2 separate regions of the Homo sapiens genome follow, and region 2 is linked to region 1. The links are chromatin contacts, found by Hi-C or POLR2A ChIA-PET in ENCODE. All regions are on one chromosome and are shown on one strand. The core of a region is the stretch at or near the end of the contact, and the rest is flanking DNA. Distances in the headings are between cores, read along the strand shown. Region 1 overlaps TRA2B (transformer 2 beta homolog). Region 2 overlaps DGKG (diacylglycerol kinase gamma).

Evidence for each region. Hi-C counts contacts between places; a loop is a spot of excess contacts on that map. ChIA-PET counts read pairs that join two places held with the same protein, here RNA polymerase II (POLR2A). Pooled maps may share reads with other maps.
Region 2: POLR2A ChIA-PET joins it to region 1 with 11 read pairs in activated CD4-positive, alpha-beta T cell. The contact joins two enhancer-like sites. A Hi-C loop is called at or near these places in 1 of 168 maps with a recorded cell type or tissue (gastrocnemius medialis) and 2 of 50 pooled maps. POLR2A ChIA-PET finds 5 or more read pairs at or near these places in 5 of 52 experiments (A673, GM12878, activated CD4-positive, alpha-beta T cell and 2 more).

What each region holds. Positions count from the first base shown.
Region 1 is chr3:185,926,924-185,931,476 of GRCh38, forward strand. The region is part of intron 1 of TRA2B (transformer 2 beta homolog); the gene reads right to left. Among named protein-coding and RNA genes, the nearest start is that of TRA2B, 8.8 kb to the right of the region's middle. Within about 2 kb of position 1,653, at least 3 of the 41 ENCODE cell types and tissues checked have a DNase peak (open chromatin) inside an H3K27ac peak, as active enhancers do.
Region 2 is chr3:186,216,231-186,220,910 of GRCh38, forward strand. The region is part of intron 20 of DGKG (diacylglycerol kinase gamma); the gene reads right to left. Among named protein-coding and RNA genes, the nearest start is that of ETV5, 110 kb to the left of the region's middle. RefSeq lists an enhancer at 4,428-4,497. Within about 2 kb of position 3,126, at least 7 of the 41 ENCODE cell types and tissues checked have a DNase peak (open chromatin) inside an H3K27ac peak, as active enhancers do.

The DNA of each region.
Region 1 (4,553 bases), core at 403-2,902:
TGTCCTTTCTTCCACCTTTTTGGAGCAGGGATAAGAGTTATTTGACCCCACTTCCTTCAGAAAGGGGTGCCAAAGTCAAGCAGTTAAGGGAACTGTCCAAGGACTGTGTTTCAGAATGTTACTCCATAAAGACTAGGGTGAGGCGGAACCTTATTAACTATGACACCTATACTTTATACCTATTTCAATCAAGTTGCAATCAATAAAACAAAATCCTATATAATTTATATAATTTACTTAAAAAAATGCTTGATTTTTAAAAAGACCTTGACCTTTCAAGTTACTACTTATAATTCAGTGATAAGAGATAAAGATGATGATCTCAGTTTCAAATCCTAGAGAAAAGCAGAAACCTAGTGGAAAGCAAAGGCTAGCTTGAAGGACACTAAACCCTGTAAAACCCTATTGCATCTAACCATGGTGGGAGGCCCCCTAAAAAACTGAAAGCAACCAGATGGAGCTACAACAGAACAGCGAACTACACACAAATAAGAGTAGAGAGGGTGTCAGAGATCCTCCACAGCTTCTCCAGCTAAATGGAGATGAGCCAGGGCAAACTTATGGAAAACCAGGAATTAACCTAACTTACCTAGTTACTTAAGTACACATCAAAACCAGGCAGCTAAATCAGGAGCTCCTAACCTAGGGCCCAGGAAGCAAAAGAGTACAGAAACTACATACAAAAGCCAAAGTTTAGGTAAACATTGTGTACTCATAGCTTTCCCAACCAAAACTGGGATTGGCTGGCAGGTTAAGGGGGGATTTGTAATGAAAAATAGCAAAGGAATGGTAACCAGGATAACTAGGTCACCAACGAGCTAAAGACACATAATCAACAAAAGGGTATACTAAGTAATGAAACCAAGGAAAAGTTCTGCCAAGGCACCAAAACAGTAGATGAGGAAAGGACAGAACCTACTCCTAGTCAGTCTGATAGCTAGGTAAAATTATCAAGGCAACCTTTATTTTAGGTTATCAAACTTAGACAAAGTAAAGCCTGGTAAGCCTTTCTACTCCAGAGAGCAGAAATGGCAAGACTCAAAAGGAAGCAGTATTACAGTAAGTCACTATATGGCATGAATCAAAGGTGAAGCTTTCAGATAAAATCACAAGAGATTTCCTTGTGTGATACATCTTCAGAGTATTCTGGACATTCTTGAAAGGACAGTAGAGGATTATTCTAAATTACAGCTCAAAACACTTTAGAAGATAGTTTTGTGGTTTACAACATAATGGAGAAAATTTGGATGATCCTTTGATGCTCAGGGAAAACATTTATAATGTAACACAGAATAGACAAATTAAGGTTTGAGGTTTAACACAGAAGGAAAGGCTAACTCATCCAGTAAAATGAGTTCAGGTCTCTAGGCCCCAGACGACTCTAGAAACGTTCAAATGACTTCAAAGCCATTATAAAACATGGTGGGGTGACATGAAATGTGACAGCCTTTCCCCTCTACCTCCCTCCATGACTGACTGTAAAAAGATTAAAAGAAAAATATATGAACAGCTGCCTTTAACATCAAGAAATGGTTAAAGGATGTAGTGATGCTCTGGGGCTTCCAATTAACAACAATCCCTTGGAATTCCCTATCAAGTATTCTGAACGGACACTTCCCTTCTCTCCATGGACAAAGGAGGAAGTCTCAAAAATGAGGGTGTAGTTTTTGCTATTTTTACCACAGGCAAAAATTAACATAGGTGAGAATATAGAAATGGGGAACCCAAAAGTTGCTAAAAGCCTGTTTACTCCAACACTAGAAAGATTACCTCTATGGAAATGAAACAATTTTCTCCAGAAGTGAAAGCAGAATATGGGTGTTTCACAGTAACAGTTAAGACTACCAATAAAGTAACTGTAGTTAACAGAAATCAGTCAGCCCAGGAATCTGAGTATAAAGGAAGAATGGGTCAAGTCAAGATCCTCTTTAAGCTCCTGGCTTTAACAGAAAAACCTTTATTCTAAGCTAAGATGCTTCGGCAGCCTGTCCACTGAGGGAAGAGACAGTACTCCTAACCTAGAAAATAAGACTTAATGAAGTTTTCTCCTTAAAATCTAGCAGATCACAGATACAATATTTCTGAAATCACAGGAGTTTTCACTCAGCCTCCAAAACTAACGGACTATGCAGATATATTTTGTAAGCAATCATTTCTTGGGCCAGGAATAAGGGAAATACCAGAATGCAAAGGCTTCCTTTTCTATACTGACACTTGTTTGGGTAACACCTAAACGTCTCGATCCTTTATCAGGGATATTTTCTTAAAGAAGTTAAAGCTTTCTGAAGTTATTTTGGCCATTTAACTGGCTGGGAAATACATATGGCAAGGGAATAAAACTTGCCTACAAGAAATAAGACCTAAAATTAGCACCCAAATCAAAAGCATAATTAACTTTAAATCTCAATGCAGACAGGTAAAGCTATAAAAACCAGTTGGGGAAGTCCCTAAATCTAAGCATACTTCAAATTCCACTCTCAGGGCTGACATGGTCAACACATTAAAACCACACCAACAGACAGAACTGGACACCACTGCCTCAAAAAAAGGGACCATGAAACTAAAATTAGCATGAATAAAACCAAAATTTCCCTGAAAAAATGCTCAGGAAATCAATCAAGCTCTCACAGACTGGATCTCAGCCACATCCTAATACAAAACCTAAAGGGAATACATCAAGTAAAAATACAACACACTTAGCCTTCCAACAAAATAATCCACATCTCCCTATTCTGAGAACAGCAACCACCTTACAAAAACATATTTGAAAGGACTAACCATCCAATCCCTGTATTATTTTAAAAACTGAATGTGGTTTGTTAGATTTAAAATAGTGGCTCATAAACACTGCATCTCTTAAAACACTGTTTATCATACTAGTTAAGTCTGACTTACTTGACTTAGTCAACCTCAGAAGTTACATGCTTCCTACTCATTTTTTTCCCTTGGCAAAGGTTATCTTCCTGAAACACTGTCATCCCCTTCCTTGTTTTGACTCCCCTTAGCATTAATCAGACCTCTGATTAAGGCAGTCTTTCACACACTGCCTGTTCTCAGGAACAGAAGCCGGCCTCCTCCTCATCTTCCCTATGGCCCGAGGAGGAGACACATTAGGACCCACAGATGCTTTGGTCAAGGGGGAAAACAAAAACAAATGGACACAATGGTCCACTAGCAACGTTTTCTCACCTTAAGTCTATCCAGCTTGGGTCATAACCAGATTCCAAATTGCTTTCTTTCCTTTAGTGGGCTGGGGGTTAAGAGGTCTTTTCCTCTTTTGCACCCCAAGGACCTGTCAGGTTTCTTGATAAAAGAATCCATGGGCTTGGAATTAAAATGTAATATTCATTCACACATTTACCTCAGTTTCCTGCCTGCTCTTTGAGTAATTTGGAACATAAAATAACATTTATCATCATTAGTTTATCTATGGCAAGAAATTTGACAAAGGAATGCAAAACTTCTTAAGAGAAAATTTTCTTCTGCTTGCAAGATATAGAAATAAACAGGCCTGAAAGCATCAGAAAATGGATTCTCCAAGAAATGCCATTTAAGTCACTTTCTCCAAGAGCATGAAGACCTGACAACTCTCAGAGAAAGTTTATTTCAGGAAGACATGTGTGACATGATACCCTTGGCATTCTCAACTGGGTAGAAAACCGCTGGCTGACTACTACTGGGTATTATTTTTGATATGTGTACTTGTCTCATTCAACTGAAAGTAACATTACACCAATCACTTGACCCTTCTACTCAGCTAAAACAAAACACACAGAAAAGAAGGGACAGCTTTTGGGTTGAATTTCTCAATAAGTGCAAGGGATACCAGGTAACCAGAATAAAGCTACTTTGTAACCGTTACCTCTAACATTACAATAGCTAAATGTTGATAGCAAAAAAGGAGAAATAGGAATGAAAGCATCTGCCATTACTGCAATTTGTATTAGCTATCCTGTTCACTTGTGTGACCCACCTCTTCTAAGGGGAAGCTACGGTATTTTATCAGTAATCCTAGTCAATCAGCTGAAATAGGCATTAAACAGAAACAGAATTTGAAAAACCATCCCTGTGTATTTAGCAAATATGCATCTTAAATTTAGGGCCCAAATGCTCACAGATTTCCACTAGTGCCATATGGAAAAAACTAACACACTAATGCCAAAGGGAACTATTTTGTTCAATGCTTTGTTTGGATTTTGGGGGTTTGGTTCCATAACCATCCTGGTGACATTCCTTTGAAAATGGTTTAACAGAAAATATTCTACTATACATTGCTCAGTACTGAAGGAAAGGGGACAGTGCAATCTAAGAGTCCAGGGAGGTGGCAAAGACCACCAGTTCCAACCCTGGAGGTATTCGCTCATGCCCCAGGACCAGCAACATTAGACAGGTAAAGTTTATCTAGAGAGGACAACATGAAGCCCACTGTTACCCATGCTGGAGAGCTCACTGCTGCCTGGTGCTTGACTACTAAATATTTTTTAAAAATTGCATTTCAATCATTTAACTAAGCAGTTAAAATCAGAATTACCTAATTTAAACGTTTCCCCTGG
Region 2 (4,680 bases), core at 1,876-4,375, 290 kb after region 1:
CTTATGTAATCCATCCACCTTGGCCTCTCAAAGTATTGGGATTGCAGGCCACCGCACCCGGCCGAGCTTATACACTTTTAATAGCATCACCAAGACCTAAGATTGAACCTCTGACCCACAAGGGACGTGGCTTTTAGATATGTTCAAAATGGAAATGCTTCTATTTCTCCTCTTTTAACTCAGGCACTTTTTGGCTAGAAGTGAATGCATTCTATTCCCATGGCCCTTTGGTTTTGCACTCTGCTAAACATTTTACACACACCATCTCCTTCAGTTCTCAGAAGAAGCTTACAGGTAGGTTACTCTAAGATTTCCTTATTGCTACAAATAAGGACATTCACAGATGGAAGTGAATTCTCCTCTGCCTCGTCTTCCTTTTCCTTTGTCAACACCAGCACACCACCACCACCACCCATTTCCAAAGCCTTCAGGAAAAGCCTATAGGCACGTGGTACCCTACAATTTGAGCTGGGAGATGCAGCCCCCACTCTCCCTGACTACCAGAGAGCCTGAGTGCAATGTTCCTTCTTCTCTTTTGAAGCTATCTCCCCTCCTACTTTACTCTTAGCCCTTGTTGGAGGACCGTTGCTGCAGAATGTGGCACTGAGCTTTTGTCTGTTTCATCTTCTATTGTACAAGAATATGGCATCTGAGAGCTGAGAGGCTAGGGTTCATGACTGGCTTTGCCACTCACTGGCTGGGCAAGTTATTTAAATTATTTGAACCTTCACTTCTTCTACAAAATGGGAACATTATTTTCTACTCACAAAGTTGTGAGGCTTATGTGGCAAATGCAAAGTACCAAGCAGGTGTTTAATGCATAGTAAGTGCTCAGTAGCTGTTCTTCCTTGTTGCTAGGAGACACAATCACTGGAAGAAGACGCATTCCCCACAGGCTGCAGGGGTAAGGGTGGGTCTACTGTGGGGAGTCTATCGTAGGTGGCCCATATTTTTTGAAGAAAATAAAACTAACGATGTTTTCATGGCTGCTGGAATGCTTTTTCTGCATCTCTCTTCCTGAGTAGTCTTTGGCCCACCATTTTTTTTTCCCCTCTTACAATCACCTTTCAGCTGGAGATGACTAATCCTTAACCAGCTGTTCTGAGGCTGATTTCCAGTTCCATGAAACTCCTAGGTTCATTGTCAGGCTCTGAACTATCCAGATGAACCCATTCTTGAGGCAGAAGATCCTCCTGTGTGCTCCAAGGGACTCTCAGCCACATGGAGAAATGGCAAATACAAACAGTGACACCATGGCTCAACTCTATTTCTGGGTTTTCTTAATTGCCCCCTGGCTTATAAGAAAATAACATCAATTGCACACTAGCTAGTTGAATCTTTTCATTAGACAGATGAGAGAAAAAATGAGACTAACTAAAAATGTTCTTTTATGTTTGTCAGCAATTTAGGGCTGAAATCCATCATCCTGACAGCTATGAATAGCCTGTTTTCAAGGATGTCCACAGTGAAACCCAGCTAGCTGCTGGCCATTCACTTTACCAGCAGAGGCTACGCACTCAGCTTCCTATGCCACCCTGAGCTTCTGGGGACCCTTTCCTGAGAATCAAGGAAGTTTTAAGGGCATTGGGCTTTTGAAGTTGTCAAAACATGAAAACATTTATTTGGGCTTAGAAGTCTACACAGAGAACACTACAGTTATTTCTAGAAATAGAAGCCCTTGAAGTGAAGGTATTCCTCTTTGTGGTTTGGACTTTGATAATCAGGTTCTCTGAGTGACTCATAACTCACATAGTTAGTTAGGCCTTGGGTGTCAGCATTAGATTGGGAGGCCTGGTGAAACAGATGCTACCCACAAGATGGTGTTCTGTATGGCATGGGGGGAGGGCAGAATGATTTAGTGGAGACTGTGCTGCACCAGCGGGCAGAGCTGCCTCCCAGACCCCATTATCAAACACACCAGCATGTGACTTCATGAGAGTCACTCAGCAACACCAGGCCTCAGATTCCTCATCTTAAAAATGAAGGGCTTGGGGCCGGGCACAGTGGCTCACACCTGTAATCCCAGCACTTTGGGAGGCTGAGGCGGGTGGATCATGAGGTCAGGAGATCGAGACCATCCTGGCTAACATGGTGAAACCCTGTCTCTACTAAAAATACAAAAAATTAGCTGGGCGTGGTGGTGCATGACTGTAATCCCAGCTACTCGGGAAGCTGAGGCAGGAGAATCTCTTGAACCAGGGAGTTGGAGGTTGCAATGAGCCGAGATCGCGCCACTGCACTCCAGCCTGGCGACAGAGCGAGACTCCGTCTGAAAAAAAAAAAAAAAAAAAAAAAATGAAAGACTCGGACCAACTGCTTTCCAAGGTTTCTCCAAGCTCCCCAGACAACTTGAGATGACACAATTCAGAACAGGATGGGAGGACTCACGTGTTCTACAACTGCTGCTGTGTAGGAGTGTGGGCCCAAGTATTGTCAGAACTGACATTTTTGAAAGAGAATCCAGAAATATATTTTCATGTAAAATCTCCTGATTATTGGAATTGGCAACTAATTCAAGTTTTTAAGAACCTAAGCCAAAAAACTACACATTTGGGAAAACTGTAGCTAGCCAACAGGACATTTCTGTATATGAATTATAAATTTTCATCAGGTTCATCTCAATTAAAATATAAAACAAATGATCTCAATCCCATTTGGGATTTGCTGGGTTATTAGCGGTGTTATTGCTACCACTACTGAAGATAATAGACTAGCATTGGATTACTAAGGTAAATAATAATTTAGCAAATCAGGTATAACAGAAATGCAGAACGGCCAAATGCAACAAGAGTTGAATTATAATTGATAAATATTAGTAATAATATTGACAGTACTTTACCTGTTAACATTTTACATTACTTGAATCTCAAATACCTTTGGAAGCTTAGTGATTATGTTAACCGAAGTTTACATCAAGAGTTAAAAAAAAAAAAAAAAAAAAGAAAAGCAAAGGCAGGTGGGGTCTGCTCTGAGGCCAGGATGTCAAGTCCTATAAGGGGCCCCTGACTGTTACCTCACAGGTGCTGCAGAGGCCATCTGTGTCACCCGCACACCCAGCTGCCTTGGCCCATCAGAGAGTGTGTCACCACATCTAATCCACGCTGCATGCTGTCCCCAGCTCTCACTGCTCATCAGAACAGGCACGCAGTGATCCTCAGGCACCGAGCTGTGCATGGAATCATCTTTTCCAAGAGGGGGCAGTGGCCCCTTTGGTTCAAGGGAAAGTGAACACCCAAAAATCAGGAAGGAGGCTTTATAAATAGCTGTTTTTGTACTCTGAATGTGACTCTTGTGCCTGCTGTTCCTGCCAACAGATTTGTGTTGGCTCGATGTGTTTCAGCTTCAAGGCGCGAGGTATTCCCTGGCTTGTTTCCATACTTGGGACAAGACTGGTGTTCATGGCACTCAGAAAAATCTAGGGTGGTGAATGATGGGAAGACTGGAGGCCAGAGACCAGGAAGAGTGGGCAGAAAGATGGAGAACAGGAAAGGGGAGATCTCAAGAAGGGGCTCAGAAAAAAAAAGGCTGAGGAAGGAGGGAGAAACTTGAGTAGGATGTATTTTATTGTATAACTATGGAATCCTCTTAATAACCTCTGAAGACACTTCTTGAGTCATTTCCATGTGTGAGAAATTAACTGTAAAATCACAGATGACATACTGTTTGCAACTAAGAGGTCTTCAGGGTTCAGGGACTTATTATAGCCAGGGGATCACAGGTTCCAAAGAGTTCTTCCAAAGTGTAAATGGAGTCCAGGAGCTGCTGTCAATATGTCTTAATGTAAAATAGTATTTGTGCATTTAATCATAATAAAGACAGCATAGGCTAACTAGTGGGTTAAACTATAATTTTTTTGATGTGCAATGGAATTAAATCAGTTATATCAGTTACTGCTTGGTAACCAGAGACACGGATTGAATGGCAATTGAATCCTGAATAATCAAAATGGGGAAACAAATGATTACTTAGAAGAGCTTTATGGCTGAAAAAAGTCTTACTCAATATGGCACCCATGGTGGGAGGCAGTGGGAGAATGAATAAAAATAGTGCACTATTCCATAGTAAAAGGGTACATGTAAAATTACTACTCTATACCAGGGCTCCATGGTGGTTCTCTTCTAAGCCATGGCAGCCTTCTCACGGTACAGCTTAGGAAACCGAGATCAGTTCTTGGTGATGCAGCTGGGAGGTATGGAGCTGGAATACAAACCCCGTCTTCCAGCCCATACTCCTTACTGGTTTACTCTCCCTGGCTCCTGTTGCTATGCCCCAGAGGCACCTGAGAGAAATGGAAAAGTCAACCGAAGTCACCAGAGCTAGTGACTGCAAAGCTGTGAGTCATTCTCATTCATGCCTGTGAGCTGGGTTTACTCACATCTACCACATGCGCCACCGGTATGGCTGTAGGATCCCAGCTTGAGGTTGGCTGGGACCCTGACACTCTTTAGCAGAGTCCATGATCTGGGCCTCCCCATTGGTCTCCAGTCTCCACTCTTGTCCCAGAGTAACAAAGGGCCAAACCCATAAGCCTCATATTTAGAGCAGCCTCTGTACCCCTTCAAGGGTAATTCTGGGCCCCTAAGAATCTACTGCCTCTGAACAGTGACCCTTCTCTTCCATATAAGACAGTGTGTTTCTGCGGACCAAGGACACATTCTCCATTGATAGGATCTCCGAATT